2 separate regions of the Mus musculus genome follow, and region 2 is linked to region 1. A link is a loop called in an ENCODE intact Hi-C map of the cell type or tissue named here. Cell type or tissue: heart. All regions are shown on one strand. Each heading gives the region's core, and the rest is flanking DNA. Links, peaks and the distances in the headings are about the cores only.

Evidence for each region. A loop is a pair of places that touch in the nucleus more often than their neighbours do. Peaks named below come from ENCODE experiments on the same cell type or tissue, not always from the same donor. Only the 100,000 strongest peaks of a DNase experiment are listed, where the experiment ranks them.
Region 2: it touches region 1 in a loop (2.7-fold over the local background); 10 of 42 quality-filtered maps call a loop at or near these places.

The regions. Positions count from the first base shown.
Region 1 is chr7:90,274,757-90,285,150 of GRCm38, reverse strand. No RefSeq gene overlaps it. Among named protein-coding and RNA genes, the nearest start is that of Ccdc83, 15 kb to the right of the region's middle. In heart, for the core only: a CTCF peak has its summit at 4,477 (motif pointing left); a DNase peak (open chromatin) is centred at 7,230.
Region 2 is chr7:90,503,617-90,514,010 of GRCm38, reverse strand. It overlaps a transcript of Dlg2 not described here. Among named protein-coding and RNA genes, the nearest start is that of Tmem126b, 33 kb to the right of the region's middle. In heart, for the core only: CTCF peaks have their summits at 1,524 (motif pointing left) and 5,675 (motif pointing right); no DNase peak of the experiment used is centred there.

The sequences.
Region 1 (10,394 bases), core at 733-8,732:
CAGTTCTGTGTCTCTGGGTCTCATTCACGGGTCTCAGCTTGGACCCAAGACAGGTACTGATGGTGAGCGTTTGTAAATCAGTAAGTCAGTTAGCAACAGCAGAGCTACTGGCTGGTGAGCCGTGCTGGAATATATGATTCAGTCACAGTGTGCTTAAGCAGTCACTCCAGAAAGAGGCCTAAGTTCACCAAGATGAGACATATAAGGGACGTCAGCTAAAAAGCAAACAAAAGATAGAAAGCATCTGTCAGTTTTGGAATAGATAAGCTCGGCAAATATTTGAATTTGAGGAGTGGAGTTTTCAGCAGTGACGGCCATTTGTCACACATTTGTCACGCCAGTGTGCAAAACTCCAAGAGGGAAGGAAAAAAACTAAGAAATAAGTCCTCAAAATTCCGAGGGGGAAGGAAAAGAGCTAAGAAATAAGTCCTCAAACAGAAGCCAATTAAGGGAAAATCGATACTTTCGGTATTTTTGTTTTAAAAACGGAGTCAAATCTTATCCAAAATACAAAAACAATTCATGTATCACTCTGGAGAGTTTTTGGTGGCTTAGTTTTTTTTTTTTTTCAAAAACATCATAAAACAAACAAAAACGGGAGAAAAAAAAGGTGGCAGGTGACAGCCAGGCACAAACTGCTAGGATCTCTAGGGAGCAAACAACAGCTGGACAACTGCCATCTCAGAAATGGGTATTAGCAGAAAAACAGTGGTCTCAGTTACAAAGAGAGAAAGGGAATTTTGGAAAGCAGGCTAGTCGAGGACTCAGCTCAGAAGCAGAGGTCCTGGTCTGCCTGGTTTACTGAGAGAACCCAGAGCAGATATCACTGGACCACTCTGAGATCTGGCCCACAGAATGCCTCTGAGTAGGCAAGAAACTTTGGATCAGAACGCACAGTGTTCTGTGACATAGAAATCTGGTCTGAGCCACTCTCTGGAGTAGACATCACAGAGACAGGCCTGGTACCTGGCCACCTATGCAAGGGCAGGCATAGATGCAAGCCTATAACTCATGTTGATGAAAGGAACTACGAAGGTTGAGTAGGCACTATAGCCATCCCACGAGGGATGATACTCAAGGGGGACCAACACCTGTGCCCCAACTCTACAAGGGACTACACAGAGGCAGGACAACCTTGCTCCTGCAAGAGTGCATAGCAACAAATGACCTGTTCAGGGAAGGGGCCACACACAGACTCTACACTCCAACCCCCGACCCTTTCCCTGCCCTGTCCCAAAGCCTTTACTTAACATAGAATTTCAACTTGGTCCTATTCTCCCCTGCCCTGAAACCCTACCTTTTCTGGCTTTCTCAAAGAACTTCAGTTGCCTGGAGTGGAGAGCAGAGGTTCTCCCTACCTCAGCCTGGGACTCTCATATATATTCTGTATTAGCATGTATAATTAGGTTATGGGACTATGAGATACGTGAATTGTAATGAGGATAATGATGTATTAGGAAAAAATGGTAATCAACTGTTAACATGGGTTCTGACACATGTAATGTCTTCTTCCAACATTTTATCCCAGGCCCTTTACTGGTAAGTTTTTAGGGTGGTCCTAGGAGGAATTAAAGGAAATACTGAGGGGGGAGGAGATATTACCAAAATATATTGAAGGCATATATGTTCTCAGAGAATGAATAAAAATACTGTATTTTTAAAAGACAAAAAACAAATAAGTCTCTAGCACACCAAGATTCTTAGGGTACACATGCACCATGACCTTGATAAATATCCTCTAAATACTTGCAATTTTTAAAGGGAAAGGGGAACATGTATAGGAGCTGGAGAGAGAGACAGAGACAGAGAGAGACAGAGACAGAGAGAGACACAGAGAGAGACAGAGACAGAGAGAGACACAGAGAGAGACACAGAGAGAGACAGAGAGAGAGAGACAGAGAGAGACAGAGAGAGAGAGACAGAGAGAGACAGAGAGAGAGACAGAGAGAGAGAGACAGAGAGAGAGACAGAGAGAGACAGAGAGAGACAGAGAGAGACAGAGAGAGAGACAGAGAGAGAGAGAGAGAGAGACAGAGAGAGAGACAGAGAGAAAGAGACAGAGAGAGAGAGAGATGTTTCAGTGATCAGAGCACTGGCTGCCCTTGCAGAGGACTGGGCTTGATTCCCTGAAACCACAGGGCAGCTCACAGCTGTCTGTAACTCCCTTCCCAGGGGATCAGACTCCCTCTTACAACACCCAAGGGCACTGTGTACATGCACATACTTACATGCAGGAAAACCACATAAAACACAAACAACGCTTCAGAAAAAAAAGAAAACATTTCCAGGTAGTAAATATAACACATATAATACATATTACATATTAGATTTAAAGCAAATCTAGTTTTACCTTTAAAAAAAAATCGTTGCCTCCAATGTGTTATGGTGACTTTAGACCCTTCAGAAGTGCTGTGTAATATATTCTTAGCTGACAGACGTAAATACAAAGACACCGGCACTTTAACTCCCAGAAATGACTTCTCTCTAGCCACTCCACAGATTCACTATTGTAAAAATTGTTTATACTCTGTTTTTTTCCTGTTTTCTCCTTGCTGTATGGTAGGTAGTAAATTAGAAATGGTCTTCTCAAGTATTCAACAAACTTAATTTTTCTCTCTTTCCATTTAATAAAAACAGGCACCAAAGTTAGTCATCATTATATCCCATAATTATTTGCACTAGTCCTGTGTGCCCCACCCCTGTCTACATGTGACTTGCGTGTAGGCCCTCTCTCCCCTGCTTGCATAGAAGGAGGGTCATGAATACGGACACAGGGAGAAGCCAGTCATGCACAAGTCAGGAAAAGAGCCCTCAGCAAGCATGACCTTGAGTGTACGCAGATCTGGACTCCCAGCCTCCGGCACTGGGAGAACCTTACAATTCTATTGTTTAACTGTGGTAATACTAGCACACCAATACACTTCTCACATCATCCTTAGGACAGCCTTTTAAAAAAAAAAAAGATGGAAGAGCAGGTAAATCATATGTCTCTTGACACTGCTTGCAATCACATTAAATTCTGATGATGCAAGGGCCTCACCGAAGTCGTTCCAAGCCCACTATTCCACGTTGGTGGGACACATTCCAATGGCTAACCCTCCCTCAGAGCAAACCTCTGGCGGTTTGTAGGACCAGGTGTGGATCGGGTAAATGACATGCAACAGTTTTTCCCCTTCATTCTCTGCTAGCTCATAACAATCGGGGCTCTTGTGTAACTGGTCTGTCTAAACCAGGGGCTTAACCTCAGAGCAGCTGCTGTGGAAAACTGCCCTGTGCATTGTGGGATATTTATGAGAATGCCCGCTTCCCCCTGCTCAGTCATGACAGTGTTCAACATCTATAGATATTGCCACATGGGCACTAGGAGACAAAAGTCACTCTGGTTGGGAAGTATTGGTTTAAGCCTTAGAGGTCATGGCCCCATACTTATGGAAGCCTGCCAACTTCTAACAACCACCTGGAGAGGGGAGTTATGCAAATGAAAAGTAATCGAGCATTTCTTCTCAAATGCGGTCAGTCAGTGGGACAGAATTTGTGAAGAAAGGTGGACGTAGGGTGGTAGGAAGGAAGGTACTGTTTGGGGATATAAATGTTCTATGTGCCATACACAACTATTTCCTTTGGAAGATACATGGTGAAGATTTCTTCACACATATAATAATCATGAATTTTGACACATGTAAAAAACCATGAATTCCAGGACAGTCTGGGCTATGTAGAGATATCCCTGTCTCAAAAGAAAAAAAAGGACATAAACATTTTATAATCCACTCACTAACGTGGCTCCTGCCCACTAGACTGGTTAGTTTAGTGGGTCCTGCCCCTGACCAGTCTAGTGACTCCATATCAAAACTGTCACACACAGGCCAGAAGTTTGTTAGCCACGTTGGCTCTGCACTCTTTCCTCCCGTCTTGCCTCCCAGCCTCCAGTCCTCACCCCAAACCCAATCTTTCCTCATTGGTCTTTCTTGGTCTTGCTTTGGGCTGAGAAAGCCCTGGTGCTCACAGAAGGAGGCTAATCTCTCTGACACCAGCCTCATCCGCCCCACCTGTTCTTGGTTATACAGCCAGACAGCTGAAAGCCTCTCTAACGGCACTGGCTGAGCCTGCTTGCCTTTATAGATCGTTTTCTCGAACTCAAGCACAACGTGGTGATTGCTCTTAGGCTTGCAGAAAAATACAAAATTACTAAAGAGGCTGCCCAGTCTCCCTCAGTCAGCTCTCCCCCTGTGCTGTCCCCTCTATTACCGTACTTTAGACCCAAAGAACTTACCCTTGTGTGGCCTTCCTTGCCTACTTTCAGTAGCACAGGCTACCTGGCTAGTTGGAAGGTTTTTGATTTTGTTTCGTTCTAGTTGATGGAAATCACCTGTATGCAACAGACTTCAACTGCTTGTCTCCAGGAGCCTTTGTCGCCCTCGGGATATGACAGCAGAGAGCAGTAGCTGAGCTGGGGGAGTAGTAGGAAGTGGCGCCCTCTACTGTTAGTCTCTGTGGGGGCTTTGGTTATCTCCTTAGCCCTTAGCAGTGGCCAGTGTTACAAAATCTCAGCCCAGGGTCTTAAGACCTTGTGCCTAGAAGACTGGACAGGCCTGTGGGATTTTTCATGTTCCCTTTCCTGGCTCCTTTTATCAACTCTCCTCTGTTGTCACGGTCCCTACCCTTCCTGCTCTGGGCACTCTCAAACTGCTCAGCACCTCTTTCAAGCCACCGGGCCATGCTCTGATCACTTCCGCAGCTCAGTGGCTGCCAGCCCGATGCTCACGGTATAACTCAGGGTTCATTTCCAGACATATCATGCCGGCCGGGTTGTCCAATGATACTCAAGATGCAGTGGGCTGCTCAGCAACTGTGCTCCAAGGACATTTGGGGTCATTCAGGCATGAGGGGGTCTTTGGCAGTCTACTTCTGGCTTGATTTGAGTTAATAGTGGCACCAGACATTGAGGGACCAGTAGGCAGTGCCAGACACGCCGGCACACTCTGATTCGTCTGTAATCTCAGCACCTGGAGGTAGAGGTAGAAGGATACAGAGTTCCAGTTTAGGCCAGATGGTTGTGGCACACAGCTTTAATCCCAGCACTCAGGAGGCAGAAGCAGGGAGATCTCTGTGAGTTCGAGGCCAACCTGGTCTATAGGGCGAGTTCCAGGGGAGCCAGGTCTACATGAGCAGGGGCAGTGTATATGTATATAATCTCTGTGTGTGTGTGTGTGTGTGTGTGTGTGTGTGAATACAAAATGTCACAATGAAACCCATTATTTTAATATACTAACCAAAAATGAGTAATTTTACACACAGCTGTCATAAGACCAGGAACACTACAGAAGGGAGAAGCCGGTTCTGAGCGTTGTGGTGGGCTCCCTCATCCCCCAACCCCCGCCCTCCCACACACATATTTTTCTTTGAATTCACCATGCAAGCTAAGGGCTTCTTCTAGCAACCACTTCTGGCAGTGCTGGTTACAGACCTCCCTGGCCCACGAGGTACAAGGGCATAGTTGGCCTCTGCACGCTCTAAGCATCTCACAGTCAGCACCCTCGGGAGCAGTCTCCAGCACATGGTGAGTGTGACCTAACTACCCAGCCTACTGAGCTATGTCCCAGAGTCCTATCAAAACCAACCCCTTTTTATCCAGTCTCTAGAGAACTTGTTCATCAACAAACTCTGCCATCTCTACCTTTCTTGTTTCCCCATTCTCCTAACTTTTGGAGAGTACCTCCCAATAAAGCTACTCACACACAGACCCCAACTTAGGATGCCCATCTAGAGGATGCCAGTTGTTAACCGCAGCATGGGCCAGGGTGACTTTCATGACTGCGTAAGCAAGATGGCCAAGAGCCTTACCAGTCACATCCGGAACTCTTTGCTCCTGGCCCTGTGGGAAGCCACAGAGATTATAAACAAGGGATGGAGTCTCTGGCACAATGCAGAGAAAGAACTGGGGTCAAGAAAGCTAGATGGGACATGCAGTCAGATCTTCAATCAAGTCAGAAGACGAGGATCTGTCTTAAGGAAGGGGCAGTAAAGATGAAGGCTGGCTAATACTGCCTTTGCTCCCCGTCTTAGCCAGAGTCACCCCGACTTGCAGCAAACTACTATTTAGCTGTTTTCTAGCACATGCAATAAAAAATAACCCACGCCTCCCAGGTTTGGCAAGGCCAGCAGAATCCTAGCTCAGGGCAAGGATGGAGTGTGCCCATCTTTCCCAGAGTCTGGTTTTGCCTGTAGCTTATACCACCTCTGTCTGTAGCTACCATTTATTTAACACTGGGGAGCAATCCAGACTCAAATTTACATCATGGCCTCTGTGACTTGGAGATATATTAAAATGGGGGCTTAGGGAGTGGGGGCAGGGTGAGCAGCAATTTTGGGGAAACTCAGCCAGCCAAGAGTCATCCACCTTTCTGTAAGGAACCCCTAATGGATTCATTTTATGAATGAAGGTGAACTATATCCTTTGGACTGTTGGCCATGCCAATACGGGGGTGGGAGTGTGGGGGGGGGCATTTCCTCAACATAGCTGCTTGACAACAAAGGCCATCCTCACTAATAGATGAGCTGAGCCAAAGAAGGACCTTTCAACATCAGGACCCAAAAGCATTTGCTCTTCTGTACCATTCAGTGGCTCTTAGATTCTCTATGTTCACCTGGACAGCCTCTCTCCATGCGGTTGCCCTGACGGAGGCCCCACAGCAGAAGTCTACATGGATTTGCCTTTCCTGGGCATCTCATTTCACTGGAATAGCATATAGTATGGCTCATTGGCCATGGTCTTCTCAGCTAGGATGCTGCGTAAAAAGTAAACAGTATACTGAAATCCACATGAGGTGGAAGGAACAGACCACAAACTCCCGTTTCCTCTGGTTTCAAAACATAGTGCACAAGACTGGGTTTGCTAATATGGGAGGCATATTCCTAAAAAAAATACCTATTTATGTTTCTGTCTGCAAATGAATACAGTGCTGAAAAGATGAGAGTTGTAATTGCCTCTGCCTCATTCCCCAGATGTGAGGTAGAGCTATGAATATGTCCTAATTCTTTTAATACTGTGCTGATGCTGTGCTGGGAGCAGCTTTCATAGGCTGCCTCCCAGTGTGGGAGTGAGCATCTCACCTGTGTCACGGAAGCCTGAAGAGATTAGGCAAGCTCACAGGTGGAGCCAGGGAGATGAAGTCATGGTTTTTCCAGGCACTGCCGCCCATACGCCGTGGACCAGAAACAGGATCCAAATGGGAGGCCCTTAGCAAAATAAAAACTGGAACTGAGGTCAGTGAAGTTCATCTTGGAACCCAGCCTCACCCTGACCTCTCCCACCCTCCTCTACACCAGCCAGGGTTTTGTCAACAAGCAAGCTCTCTCTGCACAACTTACAGGACCTGGTGTGATGGTTCCTGCTTGCTTCGCCTCCACCGCATCACACTCCTCTCTCACCTCTGGGGTCTCATCATCTAGCCATAGAAAATGCCTTTAGTGTCACTAGAGACTCAGTGCTCTCACTACTGGGTCTTTGTATCTGCCACGCTCCAGCCAGCACACCAAACCAACTTGGTCATTTCCTCTAGGCTTGCTCCCAGCCCTTAAGACAGGTCTAGGTTTCCCAAGGCAGTCTGTTTGCCTCACTCTCTTCAAGGGTTCTTCAATGTGAAGAAACTTTACTCTTCTGTTTTTTTCCACCTAGACCCAAAGCTCCCCCAGGCAAATACAGAATCTGCCCGACATCTGACCTCATGAGCTACGCTGAGCTCAAACTGTTCAAACAGCTCCCAGACTCCTCCTTCTCTCACAGAAACTGTGAGGTAATAAATGAGTCACTATGTTTAGAGTAGTTTTCTACCATAATAAGTAACTAATACACTATTAAAACTCAGTGGTTTAAAATAATAACTTATTAGGTCTCCCCTGATCCCATAGTTCCTCATGTACAAGCTTGAGATCATTTCAGCAAAACCAAGCCGATGGAGAGGCCGGAGGGGAGGGTCCAACATGACATCACTCATGTGTCTGGCATTCTGTGGGCTAGAATATGGTTTCTAGACATCTTCTAGCCCACAGAATGATCGCTGAATGACTATTCACAATGCCTATACTGTGACTCTCTGGCAAGGTTATCCCGTAGGAGATAGGATTGTGTGAAAGTTTACTCCCTCCAGAGCAAGTATCCCAAAAGAACCGGAACAATCTGCACGATCTACTTTGACCCAGTTCCAGAAGTGACAGTCATTCGGCTGTGCACTCTCAGTGGAAGCAATCCTGAACCAACCAGAATCAGGCAGAAGGAATGGAAGGTTCATTTCCTGATGAGATGGGCAAAGAATTGGAAGTGACTTTGTAAAAATTAACTTTGCTGAAGTAGAGTTTATATACAATAAGAAATATACACACTTCATATATGTATGTATATATATCATATGCATAACACATAGATAACACATAGATATAACATATCTCTCTCTCTCTCTCACACACACACACATGCTTTAACAAAAGCACACATCCTTGTAACAACCATCACAATCAAAATCTAGAGACTCATCCCTGAGAGTTCTCCCCTTCCTGATGCTGCCATACCTAATTCCCTAGCCCACTGTGAGAGTTTGAATGAGAAAAGTCCTTTATAGTCTTGGGATTTTGAATGCCTGGTCCTCCATTGGTCAGTCTCTTTGGGAGGCTTAGGAGATGTGGTCCTGTTAGAGGAAGTATGTCACTGGAGGTGAGATGTACCATGTCAAGTTTGCTCTCTTTGCTCCATGCCTGTGGTTGAAGATGTGAGCCCTCCGCTTCCTGCTCATGCTGCGGGGCCTTTATCCCACCATGGTAGACTCTAATCCTCTGGAACCGTAGACCCAAATAAGCTTGTTCTTCCAGAGGCTGCCTTGGTCATGATGTTTTATCACAACAACAGAAACTTATACGCCTGCTCATAGATGCTAGGCAACCACTGGTTGGCTTTCAGCCTTTTCTAGAATTGTGCATAATATTTTACTTCCCACCTGGATTCTTCACTTTAATAAGTGTTTTTTACAAGGATCGTTCATGTTATTGCACGTACTGACAGTTTAATTTGCTCCACTTTTCACTGCTGTGCGGTACTCCACTGTGTGGCTGTGCAGTGTTTATATAGTTACCTGCTGCTGAGTGTCCCTGTTGTTCCCAGGTTGAGGGTATTAGAAACGAAGCTGCTAAGAGTGCTTATTTTTATTTTTCCTGAATCAATATGTAGCAGTGATATCACTCATCCACACACTATATTTGTCACTATAAGTGACTACCAAATTGCTTTCCAAATGGTTGTAGTGGGGCACTTGTTAAAAATGAATTAGAAGTTAACTCCACAAGATGATGTGAAGTAAAAGATTCATGATAAGGAAAGATGGACTCTTCCAAATGAAGAAACTGAGGAAGAGGTGCAGGACTCAGAGAGGTAATAACAGGATGCCTGAGCTCGTAGAGGGAAAGACAGGCAAGCAACGTGAGAAAGAAGTAAGCCTCAGCCCCAGCAGCCCCATGTCATGGCTACCGACTGCGAGAGGGGAAGATGAAGCTCCAGAAAGAATGAGAGCCAGGGGCTGGAGAGATGACTTGTGGTTAAGAGCACTGGTCCAGCACCCAATGGAAGCTAACAGCAGTCTAACTCCAGTCCCAGGGGACCCGATGCCTACCTGGATGATGTGCACACTAGGTCTACACGTGGTGCACAGACATGCACGCAGGCAAAACACCCATACACATAAGATTATGACACACACACACACAGAAGAGAGACAGAGACAGAAAGACAGAGAGAGAGAATGCAACAGCAAATGTGCTCACGGTTCTTAAAATTTATGTTGTCAAAAGATGGTGTGGTTTCTTTTGTAAAAATGTATTAAGATGTTTGATACTTGTTCATACAAAACAGGGGTGTGTGTGTGTGTGTGTGTGTGTGTGTGTGTGTGTGTGTGCGTGTGCGTGCGTGCGCGCTCTCTTTCCAAAAGCAGCACACCTGGCTTTTTCTCCCCCAGATCCTTTTCTCACCTCGGCTTGTGCCTCTCTCAATATGACAAGTCTCGCAAAAAAAAAAAAAAAAAAGCCAAGGTCAAATGAGGGGACTGGGCAAAAGGTTTTTATCTGGCTGCTCTGTTGACCACCAACTGGCAAATACTGTTAGGAAAACCGAGCAGAGGACAAATGGTAGGGAAAGCACATTTTTGACCACGGGCCCAGACTCTGGTACAGAAAGCAAGCCTGGGAAATGATGCTAGAACGAAGTCAAAACTCTGGAGAAGAACAGACTGGTTCCCGTTAATTAAAAGGCTCCATGCTTGAAGCCCCGTGGGCAGTAGCTCTCTGTCAGCTAATCTGCGCCCTACTTGGTAAGTTTCCCCTGTAACTGCACCTGTTGTCGTTAGCCTGGG
Region 2 (10,394 bases), core at 1,241-9,240, 230 kb before region 1:
AGGTAGCTCAAACCCAAAAGGATGTGCATGGTATGTTCTCACTAATAAGTGGACATTAGTCAAAAAAGTACAGAATACCCAGGATACAATCCACAGAACTCAAGGAGGTTAACAAGTCAAAGGGCCCAAGTGAGGATGTTTCAATACCACTTGGGAGGGAGAAGAAAGCAGAGAGCAAAAAGAGGGAGGGAACTGGGTGGGAGAGGGGAGTGGGAAGGGCAGAAGAAGGGGCGAACATGATAAGATATTGGGGGACGAGGAGTGAAGCCCCGATGGCCAGCAGAATTAATGGAAACATACAACCTTGGGAGGTGGAAGGTGGTGCAACCCTCTGGAATATAGCAGAGATCTAGGAAGTGAGAGATTCTCAAGACTCAAAGATAAAATGCCTAACAATGAGGAGAGGGAATTTATAGAACCAACCTGCAGTAGAAAGACAGAGAATCAAGTGGAGGAATGGGGTTGCCACCCCATAGTCAAAAACTTTGACCCAGAATTGTTCCTGTCTAAAAGAACTGCAAGAACAAAAATGGAGAAGAGACTAAGGGAAAGGAGGTCCAGTGACAGGCCCAAATTGGGACCCATCTCAAGGGAAGGCTCCAAGGTCTGACACTATTACTGATGCTTACAGAAAGGAGCATAGCATGGCTGTCCTCCAAGAGGCCCAATAAGCAGTTGACTGAGACAGATGCAGATACTTACACCCAACCAATGGACTTAAGTCAGTGACCCCTGTGGTTGAATTAGGGAAAGTCTGGAAGAACCTAAGAAGGAGGGCAGCCCCATAGGGAGACCAGCAGTCTCACCTAACCTGGACCCCCGAGATATCTCAGACACTGATATGAAGCCCCCAACACGTATACAGCAGAGGAATGCCTGGTCTGTCCTCAATGAGTGAAGATGTACCTAACCCTTGAGACACTTGAGGTCCCAGGGAGGCCTGGCAGGGTGTAAGAGGGTGTGGGAGTGTAGAGATGTGGAGACATCCTCTTGGAGAAGAGAGAGGAGGAATGGGATGGGGAACTGTCAGAGGGTGGAATGGGAGGGGGATAATAACTGGACTGTAAAAAAAATGATTAAAGATAATAATAAAAAATATTGTCTTTCTGTTTAGTATACATATATGTATATGTACATATGGATATATATATATATATATATATATATATATATATATATATATACTCCCTGAAAATATTTCAGCAGCCAAATGATTCATGGGTATAATATTAATAAAATGAGTATACTATCTATAGAAAACCCAAATAGGAAAAAACTTATAGTATTCTTTCTCCCAACTGCCACATACTGACGGTGGAGACCAGCTTCAAGTTTTCTTCCACTACATACCAAAAAGAAATCACCAGATTCTGTCATGCTTCCAAAAAACACTGGGTTAGACTCTCTTTAAGATAAGTCTCATATACCATCAGAGTAATTTTTCCCCTGTTTCAGCTATAGAACAAATCCAAGCAGCAACCACTTTATGAGCAGCCCAAGCACATAACTTTAGTTAAATGGTGCCATCTGGTGACATAAATCTTGCAGTAATACACAAAAGTCCTGAACCAAGAATGGCATTGAAACCTCTTGATAGTAATTGATCCAAAGCATCAAACAGGAGATGTTCTATCTTTCCAGGCATGAGACACTCAATGACTCTCACCCAGATGATAGCTATTTAACAAAGGTGATTAAAACAATTGTCTGAGCCATGTTTGATGCTTCACACTCTATTCTCTACTGTAAAGATCTGGATCCAGTGAGACTCCCTACCCAGCATACAAAGGGCATTTTTAAAGGTGTAAATATCAAAATCCATCTTCAGTCATACCCACTTTCTAAAGTGCCATTAATTGTCATAGAATTTCTATAATTTTCAGCATTTCGAGGGCCACTTCCTAAAGAAATTTGCACATTTAAAGTTAAGCCTCTTTCTCACCCATCGAAGCCTCCATTCTTCTTGTGTATCACTTCCAGGAACTATAAATATAAATTGTTTATAAAAATTTCATTTAGATCGAGAATTGACAAATGGGACCTAATGAAACTCCAAAGTTTCTGCAAGGCAAAAGACACCGTCAATAAGACAAAAAGACCACCAACAGATTGGGAAAGGATCTTTACCTATCCTAAATCAGATAGGGGACTAATATCCAACATATATAAAGAACTCAAGAAGGTGGACTTCAGAAAATCAAATAACCCCATTAAAAAATGGGGCTCAGAACTGAACAAAGAATTCTCACCTGAGGAATACCGAATGGCAGAGAAGCACTTGAAACAATGTTCAACATCTTTAATCATCAGGGAAATGCAAATCAAAACAACCCTGAGATTCCACCTCACACCAGTCAGAATGGCTAAGATCAAAAATTCAGGTGACAGCAGATGCTGGCGTGGATGTGGAGAAAGAGGAACACTCCTCCATTGTTGGTGGGAGTGCAGGCTTGTACAACCACTCTGGAAATCAGTCTGGCGGTTCCTCAGAAAACTGGACATAGTATTACCGGAGGATCCAGCAATACCTCTCCTGGGCATATATCCAGAAGATGCCCCAACAGGTAAGAAGGACACATGCTCCACTATGTTCATAGCAGCCTTATTTATAATAGCCAGAAGCTGGAAAGAACCTAGATGCCCCTCAACAGAGGAATGGATACAGAAAATGTGGTACATCTACACAATGGAGTACTACTCAGCTATTAAAAAGAATGAATTTATGAAATTCCTAGCCAAATGGATGGACCTGGAGGGCATCATCCTGAGTGAGGTAACACATTCACAAAGAAACTCACACAATATGTATTCACTGATAAGTGGATATTAGCCCCAAACCTAGGATACACAAGATATAAGATATAATTTGCTAAACACATGAAACTCAAGAAGAATGAAGACTGAAGTGTGGACACTATGCCCCTCCTTAGATTTGGGAACAAAACACCCATGGAAGGAGTTACAGAGACAAAGTTTGGAGCTGAGATGAAAGGATGGACCATGTAGAGACTGCCATATCCAGGGATCCACCCCATAATCAGCATCCAAACGCTGACACCATTGCATACACTAGCAAGATTTTATTGAAAGGACCCAGATGTAGCTGTCTCTTGTGAGACTATGCCGGGGCCTAGCAAACACAGAAGTGGATGCTCACAGTCAGCTAATGGATGGATCATAGGGCTCCCAATGGAGGAGCTAGAGAAAGTAGCCAAGGAGCTAAAGGGATCTGCAACCCTATAGGTGGAACAACATTATGAACTAACCAGTACCCCGGAGCTCTTGACTCTAGCTGCATATATATCAAAAGATGGCCTAGTCGGCCATCACTGGAAAGAGAGGCCCATTGGACTTGCAAACTTTATATGCCCCAGTACAGGGGAACACCAGGGCCAAAAGGGGGGAGTGGGTGGGCAGGGGAGTGGGGGTGGGTGGATATGGGGGACTTTTGGTATAGCATTGGAAATGTAAATGAGTTAAATACCTAATAAAAAATGGAAAAAAAATTTCATTTAATTCTTGTCTCTAAAGCATGTATAAGAGAAGCTTGCACAGTGTCCCAGTAATGTCTTATAAATGGATTATTGAATGGATGAGAAAAATACCCTTCTCTGGCCTCTCCTCTAGAGCCAGTCCTATCAGAGACAAGAGCTGGGTTTAACAAAGTATCCCTTTCCAGCATCACTCTAGAGTCACTCAGGCTTCTCTGAACTCCTGTAGCACTTTGTTTCAACCCCTAGAGTCTAATTATCAATTACATACTGACGACATTTGTACATATGTATTAATACTACTTTGACTTTAGGGGCCAGTTTTCCCCTAAGGTCCTCAATTTGGACTTCGTACATGTCTATGTAACTAAGTGAAACTTCATAAATACATTGTGAACTATTATTACTCAGATTGTTATAACTTAAATATCCCTAATTGATTTATTTAAATGAGTAAAAAAGCAAAGAGCCACCATAGGCTTTAGCATCCAAGAATATAGCATTCCCTGTGCTAACCAATAAATACTTAATGGAGAGGCAAGAGAGGTGACTTAGCACTCGCCATGGAGCCTCACACCCTGAGTTTGATTCCAAGGATCTGCAAGGCAGAAAGCGAGAGCCAGTTCTCACATTTATTCTCTGACCTCCACGTACTTGCTATGGCACATGTGCCAGTGCACACATGCACATGCACATACACATACATGCACACACACAAATAAGTATAATGAAAATTTCAAGACTTATTTGAAAATCCATAATATGCAGTTTTGTTCCACTGGAGCACATGCAAGTATTGCCCAGTGAGTGCACCTTTTGCATATGACCTAACAGAAGAATCTCCAGGTAACTTTGCTTTTCTCTATTCACAGCAACACAGGTAGAAACCATCATTTAATATCTAAAGGCAGGATCATGTAAATATTTCAGAATGCTATTTATTTTAAAGAGAAACTTGATTCCATAATATCTGTAAATTTATGGATTCTCAATAGACTTAAGAATGTTAAAAGTTCACTCATCTTGTTAAAGAACTAAACCAAATGTTTACAATATGCAAGAAAAAAGAAATACCATTCTCTTCCAAGTTCATGGGTAACATTCAAACACCATGTTAATTTCTCTGAAAGGCCATACTTCTAAGCACCTAGATCACACTTTTGGCATGCCTCAAAATCATCCAAAAGCATTATTAAGACACTATTTGCTGAGCCCTAATTCTGAGTCTGTGATTTAGTAGTTTTTGAGGTGAGACACAAAGCTACACCCGTTGATGTGTGATTGGTGCTGCTGACACAAAAGCCAGTGTGAGGACTTGCTCTGAAAGATTAGAGTGGAGCTAATCTAAAGTCATATAATTGTACAACACTTGTACCATTCACTGTAATCTTATAAAATGTCTTGATTTCTTGATGGTCAGATGACAAAAATACACATAATTCATAGTTACAGCCATAATATGTTTAAGTAGGTCTTACTTTGAAATAATATTACATAAGAGTTAGTATAATGCAGTGCTCAGAAGATAGCAGCACAGGCTAAAAGAATTCAAATCCCAAGAACCCACATAAAATTCCTGCACGGCTATGAGGGTATGCAACCCCAAAGGGTAGATAGAGATAGGGTTTCTGGGTTTGCCACCTGACAACATAGTTCCAAGTTCAGTGAGAGACCCCACCTCAAGAAAATAAGCAGGATTATACATCATAACATCCAATATCTTCCTCTGGCTTCTCCATGTGCACACACATGAATACACACCACACCACACACACACACACACACACACACACACACAAAGAATTGATATAATGTGATTATACAGATTTCTAAATTCAAACAAACACATGGTAAAAACTCTCATACATTTTTATTTCTAGCCATAACACCATTATAAATTATTAAGCAACTATATAACATCTCTGTTTCCTACTTCATCTTCATTTGCTCATAAAAGGAAACATTGTCTCATACAGTTCAGTACTTTTTATTTTGCCTAGAAAAACTCTCTAGCTCATAACAAATATTTTTAAATGATTGTTTACTATTATGAATCAAAGTTATTAAACACTTATTAATAATATTAAAGATTCACACTATGAATTGTATTCACACTCTGGAAAGTGCCGACAGTGTAACAACTACAAACTGTGATAATCTATTGGATAATTTTTTTTTTCTGAGCAGACCACAAGATGTCACCATAACATCTAGAAATGTAGCTTTTAGCATGTTGAAAGTAAACTGATTTTCTATTTTTCAAAACTTAACATTTTTTTATTATACTGAAGCTATAACACTGGAGCATTCATTAGTTAGTATATTTATCCTTTAAACATAATGGACGTATTCTCGATTGTTTTATTAATTTCCCTTTGTAGATATTTTAACAATAGTCACCAGCATACTCAAGCAAAGAACATATCTTTGCAACTGCACTGTGCTTGTGAATGGGCAGTACAGGCTACTGTGCTTCTGCTAAGCATAGCAAATAAATACATAGACAAGTAAAATAAAACATACTGTCTTGGATGAAGTTGTTTATCTTTTGCTACTCATTTTTCTCTCAAAATTTTAAGAAAGTAGAGAATTATCTATATAAATGCAAAAATGGATATATTTACATATGTCATATGTAAATACGTCATGTTCTTTATATGTTTGGAAAAAATATATTGTTAGCTTTCAAAGTACTTTATTCCAGTGTGAGCTTCTGGTGAATGAGAACTCAAAGCAAATCACAAAGGAACTGGAGAGGCAAGGAAGAAAGGCCACCAGGCAATTCACCATGCTCCAGGCTTGCCCCGCTGTTTACCACAAGCTAAACTATCTTACCATTGCTTTTTTATATTCCTTTACTTTCTTTATTCAAAAATATTCTAAAATGTATATTACCCTTATAAACTGATAAAATTACAGTTTAAAATTTTAAAAAGCATTACTGTTGTCTCAGGGAGAACATTTTAAGCAAATGATGAAAGACTACCAAAAAATACTTATATCTAAAGTGATGTTCCTCGTGTATTTATGAAGGGCTTGGTTTCCTGGTCACGTGGAAATATTGCAGCAAAGACCTCAGAATAGCATTTCACTCCATCATCCATTTGTGTTGGCTTTTGGCATTATGAGTCCTGTTTATGAAATTAGCTAGGTATTCATGGTATTATTTCAATGCCTTGGCTATATGAATATTAGACCAATGGTTAAAGCCACAACCTTTCATTATTTGTAACAAAGAGAGGTACAGGGAGGGAGGAGAAATCAAGTTATAGACAATAAAAAATATCTTATTTATCAATGGCTGTCTGTCTAAGCTTTTAGAAAGATGAGAATCTTCCTCAGGACACATGTGGAGACCTTAAGAAAAATACACAGTGAAGTGGTCCATAATAATAACTTAATGGCCAATACTTTGCTTCCCACATAGAGTTCAACAGAAAATTGTGTTTTGCTGTATGATGCTCCATTCTTTGTACTTGCTTTTAATACCAACTGACTTTTTCAAATTAATGCATATGCATATATTACATATATAACATATATATATTACAGTTTAGACTTTGTCCCCCTCTACGTCCACCCTCTAACTGTTTCACGTCCCATGCCTCCTCCCTCAGTCTCCACAAGGATGTCCCTACCTCCCACTCCCACCCCACCAGACCTCCCCACACCCTGGGACCTCCAGCCTCTTGCGGGTTAGGTGCATCTCTCTGACTGAGTCAGAGCTAGCATTCCTCTGCTGTCTATGTGACCAACTGACTTTAAAGGGCCAGCCAGAGCAACTTGCTATGCAGGTTATTACGTAGCAGCCTTTTCTAGATCTATTAGAGAAATTCCAGACACACTATAGGCTCTCTGCCAAGATATTTATCCCTCAGTTAAAACAATGGCAAAATGTAGTTGATAGTCTCTCATCTGCCTTCTTGTCCTCTAGGTAATAGTGTTATCAAATGATTATATTTCTAAACATGTATATTTATCTAAAATCATCTGATAATATTCTTCCTAAACCAGTTCTCAAAAGCTCAAGCTCCCCAAAGACAGCCAGTCTTAACTAAACACATCATGTGAATCAATTTAGATGCACTTCCATTTAGTTAATGGCCTTTATGAATCATCAACTAAATGACACTATTAATACTTAATTCATAAATCTGTGGTTCAAAATGCTCTGTAAAATACTATTCTCTAATGACCATGCTTATTTAAATTCTGTAAGACTCCATTTAGAGTCGCTTCTATTTAATGCCAGCTGAGATGATTATATTTGCTTGTGTCATTAATTCTTGCCAGACACAATAGATGAAAGGAATTATTTTTCCCACAGGTAAAATAATTTTGTAAAGCTTTTCAACTTCTATTTACATTCAATAAATTGATTTTCAAGTCTTTAAAACTAAATAATCTTTAAAATTATACTGAAACTATAATCTTAAGGGTTTTATCGGTTGGTATATGTGTAATTGAACATAAGTAACATGTTAATAAATAAAAAAGAAATTATTTTAACACTAAGCTTCATAGATTACTGTTTTTACTATCAATGCATGCTAGCATTAAATGTGATTACAACGTCTAATAGACTCACTGACTCCTTTTCAAACGTATTTTGTGTGTGTGTTGTTGCTTAGCACATACAAAGTACTGACCTCAGTTCCTGACACAAAACTAAATAAACAGAAAAATAAAAAGTATCCTGTGTCAAATGGAATTTCTTGATATTCCATTTGTTGTTTTTATTAAAGGAAATATTGATTGATGATTGGTTAAATAACTAATTTTCCTTGTTGCTTTTCCTCTTAAGACATCTTGAAGAGATCAATTTATAATCTATCTTTTATACTTATTTACATATAGAGATATAAGTATAAAAGATAGATGTATAAAGCCATCTATCAATAAACCACAGTCTTGATTTTTTTCATATCTTTAAAGAGAAGGCTAAGATTATCAGAGTACTTTCATTACACATTGATACGCACTAAATTTTCATGAGTAAACTCTTCAGTTCTGAATCTAAACCCTCCTAAAAGAAGCACAAGAGACAACGGGTTTCACTCTAACTTTGTTCTGCGGACAGAGGACGTTGGTGTCAGCAGAACTCTAGGGAGTTTATGTTCCACAGGCTACTCCCTTTCTTCCTGTATGATGCCCGTCCCTAACTGCGGCAGACTCAGAGTTCTCACCTGGGCACATTGGTCTTCCCATTTTCCCACACAAAGTATCTTTTCAAGGTTGGTATTTTTTCAGTAATCTATTCCTCATTTCTATTCTCTAGCAATTGTTTTTAAGTAAGAATAAGAGTGGGGGGGGATCTTTCCTTTGAATAAAAAGAAAAACTATCATAGGTGTGTGTGTGTGTGTGTGTGTGTGTGTGTGTGTGTGTGAGAGAGAGAGAGAGAGAGAGAGAGAGAGAGAGAGAGAGAGAGAGGGAGAGAGAGAGAGAGAGAGAGAGAGAGAGAGAGAGAGAGATGGAGAAAGACAGAGACAGAAACAGAGAAACTTTGTTATCTGTGACATTATTCAAACTGTTTAGCCTGATTCTCGCCTTTAAGGCTATAAGTAATCTTTGCAATACATACCCAGTAAGGCTTGAAATAAGCTGCTCTTGAAAATACTCATCACCTTTTTCACAGCATTTTTCAACAGCTGTTCCTCAGGCTTTCTTAATTTTTTGCAGTATTCCTCCAGTAATGACAAAGCTCGGTCAGTATCTGAAAAATAAACGTTTAAAATATACCATGGGGTCCCAGAAAAAGCATTGATTAACTCATCTAATCTACAGATGTGTTCTTAATTTCACAACACAAATAATTCAGTAAAGTGATCATCTACTCCATGAACGGCCAAAAGAAATTGATCATTATATCCAATGTTAATTTCAAAGTCCACTTTGGTATCCTTATAGTCTTGTCTTCCAAATGAATCTGCAACTGTGAAACAACACAAAACAAAAATGCACTGCTGGCCAGATCTTTACATAGTAAATATGATTCCGTTTGTCAAAAGAAAAAGAACCATATTAAATTGATGACTGCTTAAAAATACTGTCAAGCATCCCATATGACTTTTAAGGCCTGATCCCCATAGATAATTAAAACCCAATTTTTCTGCCTTATTTTCCAATATGTGTATCATGCATCTCTAATACAAATCATATTCTTGCTTCCCTCTACACACACACACACACACACATACACACATACACACACACACTTACAGACCACACCACAGAGAGAGGGGAGAGAGACACACATGCATGCATGCAAAAAGACACACATACGTGCACACACACACCCTCCTTTTTCCTCCCCCTCTGTGCTCATCTTTCATCTCACTATTCCCTGTACTAAGATATTCCACCCACTACCACTATCTCACTCCAGAATCAGTGTTTTATTGAAAGGGTTCATTGACAACTAGATCTGGATATAAAACCCATTTAGGTACTGTGTGTAACCTACAGCATGTTACATAACCTCTCTGAGCTTCTGTTTTCTCACAGGTATTAGTAATAAAGTTCTAGGCTCAATATCTATTACACAGAAGGCCAATTGGAAAACTATCTTCCTTTGATTTTGACTTCATTCAAATGTTCTGTCTCCCTGTCTGCCTGTCTCTCTGTGTGTCTCTGTGTCTCTCCTGTAGAGCCATCTCTGATGGTTAAAATTAAACAGTATCTTCCCTTTTTCAAAGCTAGTTTGTACATACAAATCCTGTATCCATTCTGAGCATAGAGCAGGTAATATATCGTAAAACATCATAATTAGTATCTTCACCTCTCACAAAAACAAATCATTAGAAGTCCCCAGAGGGACACAATTTGCATATAGGTGAAAGCTGTCCTTGAGTTTCAAAACTGGTTTCCTTCTAACCTGCCATCCCAAGAAATACACTTGAAAT